Regions from separate parts of the Homo sapiens genome. Here regions 2 and 3 are each linked to region 1. The links are chromatin contacts, found by Hi-C or POLR2A ChIA-PET in ENCODE. All regions are on one chromosome and are shown on one strand. Each heading gives the region's core, a stretch centred on a gene start or an enhancer-like site at or near the end of the contact. The rest is flanking DNA. Distances are from core to core; before and after follow the strand shown. Region 1 holds the start of FOXN3 (forkhead box N3). Region 2 holds the start of ZC3H14 (zinc finger CCCH-type containing 14). Region 3 holds the start of TTC8 (tetratricopeptide repeat domain 8).

What was found. Hi-C counts contacts between places; a loop is a spot of excess contacts on that map. ChIA-PET counts read pairs that join two places held with the same protein, here RNA polymerase II (POLR2A). Pooled maps may share reads with other maps.
Region 2: a pooled map shows a loop between it and region 1 (10-fold over the local background). The contact joins the promoter of ZC3H14 here to the promoter of FOXN3 in region 1. A Hi-C loop is called at or near these places in 2 of 168 maps with a recorded cell type or tissue (CD8-positive, alpha-beta T cell and naive thymus-derived CD4-positive, alpha-beta T cell) and 10 of 50 pooled maps.
Region 3: a map of CD4-positive, alpha-beta T cell shows a loop between it and region 1 (5-fold over the local background). The contact joins the promoter of TTC8 here to the promoter of FOXN3 in region 1. A Hi-C loop is called at or near these places in 2 of 168 maps with a recorded cell type or tissue (CD4-positive, alpha-beta T cell and ascending aorta), 1 of 37 single-sample maps with no recorded cell type and 10 of 50 pooled maps. POLR2A ChIA-PET finds 5 or more read pairs at or near these places in 1 of 52 experiments (activated B cell).

What each region holds. Positions count from the first base shown.
Region 1 is chr14:89,415,611-89,418,872 of GRCh38, forward strand. FOXN3 (forkhead box N3) reads right to left here and starts at 1,623. Exons shown (of 6, transcript NM_005197.4): 1 at 1,261-1,623. It overlaps FOXN3-AS1 (FOXN3 antisense RNA 1), which reads left to right and starts at 1,744. Exons shown (of 2, transcript NR_036500.1): 1 at 1,744-2,186. RefSeq lists enhancers at 475-769, 784-1,317, 1,318-1,850, 1,475-1,769 and silencers at 1,465-1,674, 1,715-2,004.
Region 2 is chr14:88,561,262-88,564,523 of GRCh38, forward strand. It overlaps ZC3H14 (zinc finger CCCH-type containing 14), which reads left to right and starts at 1,776. Exons shown (of 17, transcript NM_024824.5): 1 at 1,776-1,908; 2 at 2,390-2,432. The coding sequence starts at 1,873. RefSeq lists a silencer at 1,565-2,274.
Region 3 is chr14:88,822,961-88,826,222 of GRCh38, forward strand. TTC8 (tetratricopeptide repeat domain 8) reads left to right here and starts at 1,691. Exons shown (of 15, transcript NM_144596.4): 1 at 1,691-1,861. The coding sequence starts at 1,748. RefSeq lists an enhancer at 1,343-1,702.

The DNA.
Region 1 (3,262 bases), core at 373-2,872:
AAAAAAAAAAAAAAAAAAAAACAGTTCCCAGAAACCACAGCTGAGGAGTTTTCCATTATTATACTCTAACTACAGATTTCGCCAAATCTTTTTTTCCTCCTGTTTCAGAGGGAAAAAAAAAGAATCTGGATCATGTGAGTTGCAGTTAAGCAAACATTTTTAATCTGCTGCCAACAAGGCTGCTCCACCAGATACGCAAATAGTTATTCACTGGTGACCTCCTTACAACTTTTCTCTACACACACACACACACACACACACACACACACACACCCTCTTTTGTTTTTTTTATGACTTGCTGTGTTTTGTTACCCTCTTTATTTTTTAACGGAGAAAATGCGGCAAGAAAGCTTAGTTTCTCGCCTAGTAAACAGAAGGTCTCCAAATAACTGACAAAGACATTACTGGCCCAGCTCTGAACAGATGTTCGATGCGAACTTTAAAAAGTTAAGAAATCTTCCCAGAGCCGAGCAGTAGCGAGTTTGGGGGGCCGGGTCACCCCCGCCCACCCAGCACGCGCGCGCGCGCACGCACGCGCTTCACTCTCGTCTACTGTACTTGTCAAAAACATTTCAAGGGGACCTGCGGGAGTGGCGATTGGCTGCACCCCGCGTCAATCAGCGGCGTTGCCGGGCAACGGGGGAAACTGCTCTTATCCCCATATACAGGGCAATTGGGAGCTCGCATACCTTCACTGCCGGTCAGATGTCATAAACCTTTTATTGGCCGCACCGCGGCGAGCCTCGAAAACAAATCAATAAAAGCCCGCCGTCCCCCAACTTATCCAGGGCCCAAGGAGGGTTTCAAACAGGGCCGGGATGAGGGGGGTCGGGCCTCGGGGGTCTCCGGAGACGTTCGTTGCCTGTGCCAAGTCTGCACAGTTTGGCCGGGGGGTGATCTTTGTTAGGAGCCTGTTTCTCATCTTGGGGTCTCCACTTGATCGGAACCCCCTCCCCGGCCCGGAACGGCGGGGACCCCGTCCTCCGCAGACAATACCAACTCTGTTCCTTGCGGGCGTCTTTTCGGAAACCGAGGCACCGGGAAGCAGCACGCACGTCGGGGCAGGAAACTCTTCGGACCCGGCAACTTCCCGGCTCGGGGGCTCCCGGGGTCCACACCCGACCCTCCCCCCAGGACCTGCGGGGTCCCTCGTCTTCCCAGAGCGGCGAGGTAGTCTCCAGGACCGTCTCGGACGCGCCTCCCGCCCCGGGTGCCCCCCGAGCCCACGCGGGAGCCGGCAGGAGCGGGGTGCAAACTCACCTGGCCGGAGCGGGGCACGGGGGTGCGGGGGCGCCGCTGCCCTTCAGCAGGAGCCGACAAACTTTCGCGGGCGCCCGGCGGGCATCGCTCGGTGGCCCCGCTAAGGACGCGCGGGCGCGGCGCGGCGAGCCCGGGGCGGCGGGCGGCGGGGGGCGGCCGCGGGCGCGGGCGGCAGGGGCGCGGGGGTCGCGGCGCGGCATGGGACCTGCGGCGTCCGCCGGGCGCGCCGCGCGTCCTCCCGCCGGCCCCGCCGCTCTCCCCGCCCCGTCCCGCCTCCCGCTCGCCTCCGCCGCGGCGCGTCGGGCCGGGGCGCGCCGAGCGGCGAGAAATTGTTTCCACTGCAAACAAAAAAAGGCGACACATGACCAGGCAGGAGGAGGGGAAGCGCGGGGAGGGAGGAGGGCGGAGGGAGGGACAGAGCGGAGGGCGGAGGGAGCCGGAGAAAGGGAAAACGTGGGCCTGGCCGCCAGCGGCCTGGGGCGCGGGGCACTGACCCGCCGGGGCGGACCCTGCCCGCGCCCCTCGCGCGCCCCAGCACTCAGCCAGGGCGGAGGCCGGGGCTGGGCCGCGCGGCCTCGCCTCTTGGGCCCCGCGGGGCGGGGGTGACCGGCGCGGGTCCCGCGACCCAGGGCGGCCGCGACCGTGGGCGGTGGGGCAGGTGGGTCAGGCGGCGCGTGCCCTGTCCCCTCCCCGGGCTCCGGCCACACGAGCGGGCCGGCGCTGCGCTGCTGGCAACGTGTCGCGGGAACGCTCCTACCCCATCTGCATGCCTTACATGGCTCGAAAGTAAAAATAAAAAGAATTACGATGCGGGCGAGGCTTGTGGGGGTGAGAAGAGGAGATTCCACGTCTCCCCAGTGCTGCGTCCTGATAGGACCCCCAGGGCCTTCCGAGCCCTCTCCCAGCGACCACCTCGTGTCCCGGAGGTAAGCACCGCAGCGTCCCACCCAGGTGGCCGCGTGTCTCCCGAGGGAGGGCCGGTGGCCATTACAAGACAAGAGGCACCGTCCTAAAGGCCACGCCGGTGGGGCCTCTCAAGTGGGTTGTGCGGAACGCCCCGGCCGGCCTAGAGAGAAAACAGGTCTCATTTCCATCTCAGTTTGAGCTCTCAGGAACCAGACTGACAATTCGCAAGCCACCCAGCGAAATGGTGCAGCCACCACTCTAAGTCTCTAGGCACCTCCAAATAATAGCACCCACTGCTAAAGCCACACCAACCAGCCGCCTTGGGAGAGGATGAGAGGAGAGAGTCCAACAGGACACCCTGGTGGTGACAAAAATAAAAATGTGATTGCACATTACTCCCAGGTAGCCAAATTGGTTGGTTCCTCTACAGAGGAGAAGCCCAGGGCACCCTTCCTGCCACCCCCTCCTGAGCCAGTGGACAGGACATCGTGAGCGGTCTGAAAACTACAGAAAAAAACAGCGAGTAGACCTGGAGAAAGCTTTCTAGCATGCAGTACTTTTAAACCTAGCCAAAAGGAGGGACTAAGGGAAACACCAGTTAGGCTTCTGAAAATTTTTTCTGTCTCAAAAAATAGACCCCCCCCCCCCAATCTGAGAGTCATTCCCCCTAACAAAGGTTCAAGAGGGCAGGTGACAAGTCTTCAGCAAAGATGTGCCTTTCAGACTCACCGGAGACCTTACTACTTCCAAGTTGTGTGGCATCTCCCCATCTGGAGACAATTAGGAGGTGGAAGCCCAGGGGTAGCCTGAGGTCATCCAGCCCCACCCCTTTGATTACTGAGCACTTGATGCGACCTACCCAAAGTCACTAAGCAAAAGGCACAAGGTGGCAGAGACAAGTCAGATGATCTTTGAAGTCTCACGCCAGAGATTCTCAGGGTTAGAAGTGGTAACAAAGCCAGGATGAGACAATGTGTACCCTGCTTTCCTGTAGCTCCGGCTAATGCAGGTCCTGCCCCTCCATCAGCGCGTCAGTTGAGGGTGCTTATTCTCCGCCAGAGGAACCAAGGCCAGAGACCTTTGTCCAAGCCCTTGC
Region 2 (3,262 bases), core at 526-3,025, 850 kb before region 1:
CCCCTAGTGTGGATTGCTTAGGTAATAAACATGGCAAAAATAAGAGGTTTGGCAGATGTAATTGAGGTCGTGAATCAGCTGATTTTGGGGTCAGGTCCTGGGTGGGCCTAACTTAATTAAATGAAAGCCCTTGGCTGGTCTCAAACTTCTGGTCTCAAGTGATCCTCCCACCTCTACTTCACTGAGCTGAAATTACAGGCATGAGCCACTGTGCCTGGCTTTTACTGGCGTAAGTGAACAGACATGTTAGTGAACCCTTTGGCAAAGAACTGTGGGCAGCCTCTAGGACTTGAGAGTGGCTTCCAGATGATAGCCAGAAAAAAATCTGGGTCCTTACTCATAAAGCCACAAGGAAATGAATTATTTTTTTTTTTCCTGAGACAGGGTCTCACTCTCTCATCAAGGCTGTAGTGGCATGATCTTGGCTCACTGCAACCTCTGCCTCCCAGGCTCAAGCAATCCTCCCCTCTCGGCTTCCCAACTAGCTGAGACTAGAAGTGCATGCCACCACGCCCAGCTAATTTTTTGTACTTTTGAAGAGACATGTTTTTGCCATGTTGCCCAGGCTGGTCACGAACTCCTGGTCTCAAGTGATCCGCCAGCCTAAGCCTCCCAAACTGCTGGGATTACAGGCATGAGCCACCGCACTCAGCCAGAAATGAATTCTTGCTAACAACCTGAATGAGCCTGAACATAGATTCCTCCTCAGTCAAGCCTCCAGATGAGAATACAGCCTGCCTGACACGATTGTAGCCTTGTGAGACCCTGAGCAGAGGACCCAGTGAGGTTGACCCACGGAAACCATGAGATGATAAACGTTTGTGTTTTAAGCTGCTAAATTTGTGGTCATCTGTTATGCAGCAATGGATAACAGAGACCACTCTCAGGAATTAGTGGATATGAGGGAGAAAGGAGACCTCTCTGTGCTTCCTCTGTTTCCCAGGTTTTGTGATCAGGGATAGGGAGAATTCGGCTATTGATACAAATAGGGGAATCAACAGTAGTAACCTATTGAGTGGAGGAAGGGGAGATGAAGGCGACTTCTGTCTAAGCGCTGAGTTGGGAGAAAATAAGAGTAGTTACTTAGAATTTGGGAGTGGGGTTTGTGTGAGAATTCAAGGCTGATGGAAAATTCGGTCATTATCAGCACAGAGTTGACAACTTAAGTCCTAAGAACAAAAGTGTTGTCCCACGGAGGGTGTTCAGAGAAGCAGGAGGATGGGATTCGTCTCGGGGAGAGGCCACGGGTGGCCCTGGAAGAAGGAAGGCAGAACCAAACCCAGGAGGGCCAGTGTACTGCAGAGTCAAAGAGTTGACGGATTGGCTCTGTTGCTCTGGATAGTCCATTTTCCCTTCAAGGGTAATTGCAGTGCAACCTCTAATGGGCAGACTCCATTTTACAGGTAAGAAAAGTTGAAATACCTGGACCGATACCATACTGACAGTAAGTGAGGGCTGGATTTGAACTCGCGTCTCATATCACAGCCCAAGATCTTTCTGCTACACATTTAATTCATTCTTACCATCCAAGAGAGAATAAAATGAATAAGCGGAGGGCCAGCAGAGAGACTAACGAAAGGTCCCCGAGGTGCCCGGGAGGCGGAGCTGCAAGACCACCCGCACGCGCACGCCGCCGCCCTCCTTGCCTGAGCACAGGTTTCGCGGGTAGAAGGCGTGCGCAGGCGCGGACACGGGCGCATGCGCGTTCACTCCGGCGCGCAGTGCCGGCCGGGGCGGGGATACGCCGTGTGCGCGGCCGGGGGCGGAACGGAGGAGGAGGCGGTGGTGTCCCGGCTGCGGGGTAGGAGTCCGCGGCAGCCTCCGGGTAAGCCAAGCGCCGCGCAGTGCTGAGTTCCCGCACGCCGCAGAGCCATGGAGATCGGCACCGAGATCAGCCGCAAGATCCGGGTGAGGCCCGTGCCGGTCGGGGGTGGGAAGCCAGGTCTCGGCGAGCGGGCGGTTGTCAGGAGTAACGGGGACTGTGGGCCCGGGTGGACGCCGCGGCCTGGCCTCCGCTGGACGCTCCTGGCGGGCTGCGGCTCCTCCTCGTCCAGGCCGCCTCGGCCCTGGGGACATTTGCGGCCTCGGAGCGTGGCTGCGGCTGAAGTAGCCGCCGGGAAATGGAAGGACAGGCGCAGGCCCGGCTGGAGCCACCACCGCGGCGCACGGCGCCGCTTTGGATCCGCTGCGGGAGGTGGGCGCCGCGGGGCTGGGGCTGGAGCTGGAGTGGGGTGCGGGGTGGGGGGCGGTGCAGGCGAGGCTCCTCCCAGCCCCCGCCCGGGGGATCCGAGGTGCGCGCACCAGCAAAGTGGCCTCAGCCGCTGCAGAGTCCGGTCTTGTTTTCCTAGAGCCGCCTTTCTCACATGCACGTTTGCTCTTTTTCTCTCAGAGTGCCATTAAGGGGAAATTACAAGAATTAGGAGCTTATGTTGGTAAGTGTTTTTTTGGTTGTTAGTCTTACAGAATTTAGAGTTTGCAGCTAATAGAATTTTAGTGAATGCGTATTTCTCACCGTACTTTGGACATTGGGAGAGACTCCCTTCTACCTTCTTCAAATCTTATACTCCCTGGTTACTTCTTTATCATCTTTTTGCAACCTTGTTTTTTTTCTCCCAAACCTCCTTCTGTTATGGTGTTTTGAAATTTAGTTTCCTCCGTTAAGGCTCTGTTTGACCGAATTTTATTTTATGTTTTTCCTATTCTCTCTCTCTCTCATTTTAAATTCTAGGGACGGGTCTCGCTACGTTGCCCAGGCTGGTCTTAACTCCTGGGCTCAAGCAATTATCTGACCTTAGCCTCCCTAGGTGCTGGGAGTGCGGGGATTACTGGTGTGAGCCACCATGCCTGTTTAAAGTTTCCTATTCTTGTTACTTTCCTCTTGACATTTGTTTTTAGAACTCTGATGTTGGATGTGAATGTTTGATGCTTTCTGGCATTTGCTTCTGTAATGGTTCAGTGAGTTTTATTTTCCGATCTCTTTATGTTTTCCCTCTCTCTCTGAAACAGTAAGGCTTTTTCCGTCTCTTTATTCTTTTATAATTTGAGTGTTTACTCTGGGTCAGGTACTGTGCTTAACTATTGTATATGTATTAACTCAGGATAATCCCTACGAGAATCCTGGAAGGTAAGTGGCAGTATCTTTGACTGTGTAAACAAGGAAACTGAGGCTTTGCCTACTTGAGCAAGGTTTTATGGTTTGCCCCCAAAGCTGGTGCCTCCTATAAAAATAATAGCTACCACTAATGACAGTGGTTCTCAAAGT
Region 3 (3,262 bases), core at 441-2,940, 590 kb before region 1:
AATAACATTAAGGGAAAACTACTGAAATCCAAATAAACTGTGGAGTTTATTTAATAGTAATGTACCATTGTTGATTCCTTAGTTGTAACAAATGTATCATCTTACACTAAAACAAATGTCAACATCTCACACAATAGAGAAACTGGGTATATGGGAACTGTCTACTATTTTTGTGACTTTTCTGTAAATCGAAAACTATTCTTTAAAAAAGTTTATTTAGAACATCTGACTATATGCTAGAGAGTAAAAGATAAGGATCTATGAACTGAGATCTAGCATCATTTGTGAAACTGACCCTTTTAAAGGGTTTCTCTGTGCTTCACTTTCTCTAGTAGGGTTGAAAATCACTTACATAGTAATCTGCTTACAGTGTACCAGAAAACAAAAAGACGCTGTGAAATATTGAGCCCAATTGTCAATTGTCGGCATGTGCGTTCTTAAAAATTTGACACTCAGAAACCATGGGCTGCTTCATTAGGACCTTTAGGGAGATTACATTTCTACCGGCAGTTCCAGGAGAACACAAATAGACTAATGACAATACACTTAACTGTAACAATGACAATCCTGATAATTACTGACTTCCAAAATACAACAATTCAAGAAAGACTGCTTAGTAGAGAATAAAAGGTAACAATAAATTTCTTAGTTTAGAAGCATAAGTTTCATTTTAATACCTATGAAAAATATAAATATGTGGATTAAATAGAATGTCTAATGTTTTCTCAGACCCCAGTGGTTTGAGAAAAGCCTACCTGGATTTAGCCGGTCACACCTCTCTTTTCATAACCATTGCAATTTTAAGCATATTTGTCATCTGTGCAAATTTCTAGAGAAAAGTCAGAATTGTGTTTGAAGAAATCACTCTGCACAAGTAAACCCTTGCCAAACAGCAAGTGCCAGGAGACGATGTTTCACAAAGCTTTTAAAAATTATTATTATTATTATTATTATTATTATTTTGCACACATTATCTAGTTTGGTAAAACTGTCACCAATTTACAATCCGGAATCACCATGTGAGTCGAATTAACAAATGTATTAGCAACTTGTAGTCAACCAGATTGCAGTTCCAGCTCCCTAACTCAATGCAATTTTAATAATTTCTCTTCTCTGAGTCTATCTCAGTTTCTCATCTGTAAAATGAGTAAAAGCAAACCACTTGCAGTTCAGATGTTGAGATTCGGTGGGAAGGACCTCGAGAAACAGCGGACAATTTCAGGATTTAGGACTTTAGGTCTTGATGGGTGGATGGTACTGTGGAAGCTGTTTACTTGTTTGTATTTCTAGAATCGGAAGGTAAAGCGAAAGGGATGGAAACGAGCGAATGGAAGAAGTAGGACAGACACCAGACAGAGATCAACTCCAGGGACTCTTCCGGACCTGCAGGGCAGGCAGAGCATTCGGTTGCTAGGCAGCTGCGCCTCCTGGGAGGGTGGGGGACCCCAGGGGCAGGTGTCTAACTCACTACCTTTTTGTTTAGCCGCGGTGCCTTCTTTTCAAAATCAATGAAACCTGTAGCCTTTAAAAGTAGACATCTTTTTCCAACCAAGTTTAGGCAAGCCCTGTAGCCGAGTTCTGCTTGCGGTTGTTTTTCTTTTTCCTGTTCTCAGGCGCGCTGCGGGCACCTCTCGGACAAGGCCCCAGCCGTCGCGGGTTGCCGGGCAGAGTCGGACGCCGCCAGCTCTTCACTCCACGCCCACCTCTCTCCTGGAGCGCTGGGCCTTCGCTGGCCGCACCGGCAGCCATGAGCTCGGAGATGGAGCCGCTGCTCCTGGCCTGGAGCTATTTTAGGCGCAGGAAGTTCCAGCTCTGCGCCGATCTATGCACGCAGATGCTGGAGAAGTCCCCTTATGACCAGGTACCGGCCAGCTCCCGTCAGCCTGTGCATCCTGACGCTGAGGCTGCGGGGTCTGGGGCATATCCCAGCCCCGGGTTGGGAGGCCGGGGAGGAAGGCCCGAGGCGGGGCTGACCGTTCGGCCCTCGGAGGCGCCCGGAGCGAGACCTTGTGGAGCTGTGACTAGCGGGTCCGCTGTCCGCCACGTCCACGGGGATAGCAAGTTCTGTGCCATGACCGCCCCCTCCTCACAATTTTCAGCCTCCCCTCCCCTATACGTGTCCCAGAATGAGAGCCCTGAACTTTACTTGACGAGGAACTTTGATAATTCGTTTATACTTGCATATTGATGGGCTTTAAGCTCTCAGCGTGTGCGTTGTTAATTTCTAAAAAATATGCATAAACAAAGATCTGTGACTCTCCACCTCCTGTTAACATAGCTGCCTTCTTCCTTTTGGATCGAACATGTGATCCTCCCACCTCATCTTTAGACTGTTGTCCAAGAGTGAAGGAGGCCATGAGTTTAGCTTGAGGCAAATATGCAAATTAGAAGAATGAGAATCTAGGAGGGAGAAAGATACATTCATTATTTAAAAAATTACCTAGGCAAGGGAAGCTCTAATTGTAGGAGGGAGAAATGGGAAAGAAAGGCTCCTTACAAGAAGGAATGATGGCATTGATGAAAAGAGAACTTAAACTAGAGTAATGTGTATAGCGAGTGGAAAAGGTAGTATACAATGTACGTGAGCGGTACAATTCTGGTGGGCAGGTGGCTCCTGGAATAGGCAAAAAAGGAGAAAATGGGAGAACAGAAGTAGCGCTGCGGCAGTTTGTCAGTGCTTTTAGTAAGTGCGGAATATACCTACGTAGTTCTAGTTCCCTAGCTTTTCCTCTAGTGGTGTTGCCTTGGAGATGTTAGAAAAAATGGAAAATTGAAGGGAGTTACAAAAGCGGAGGCCTGAGTGTGAATGCTGTTACTAGGCTCTGCCTTAGCTCCCAGCAAATGGATGATGGATGATAACCTGCTGAGATGAACATTTTGTCTTTCAGATAGTACATCTCTCTTAGAACAGCCTACGTTAGTGGTAATACAAAGCTAGGTTCTGTTGTTAGTTCACATTAATTAATAGGACTATATTTCTGTAGACAAGCATTTTTCCAAGGTTTTTTTAAATTTTTTTTATTTTTTTTTATTTTTTTTTGAGACGGAGTCTCGCTCTGTCGCCCAGGCTGGAGTGCAGTGGCACGGCGCGATCTCGGCTGTCTGCAACCTCCGCCTCCCAGGTTCAAGCGATTCTCCTGCCTCAGACTACCGAGTAGCTGGGACTACAGTTACGTGCCACCAAGCCTGGCTAATTTTTTTGTATTTTTAGTAGAGACGGGATTTCACCGTGTTAGCCAGGGTGGTCTCGAACTCCTGACCT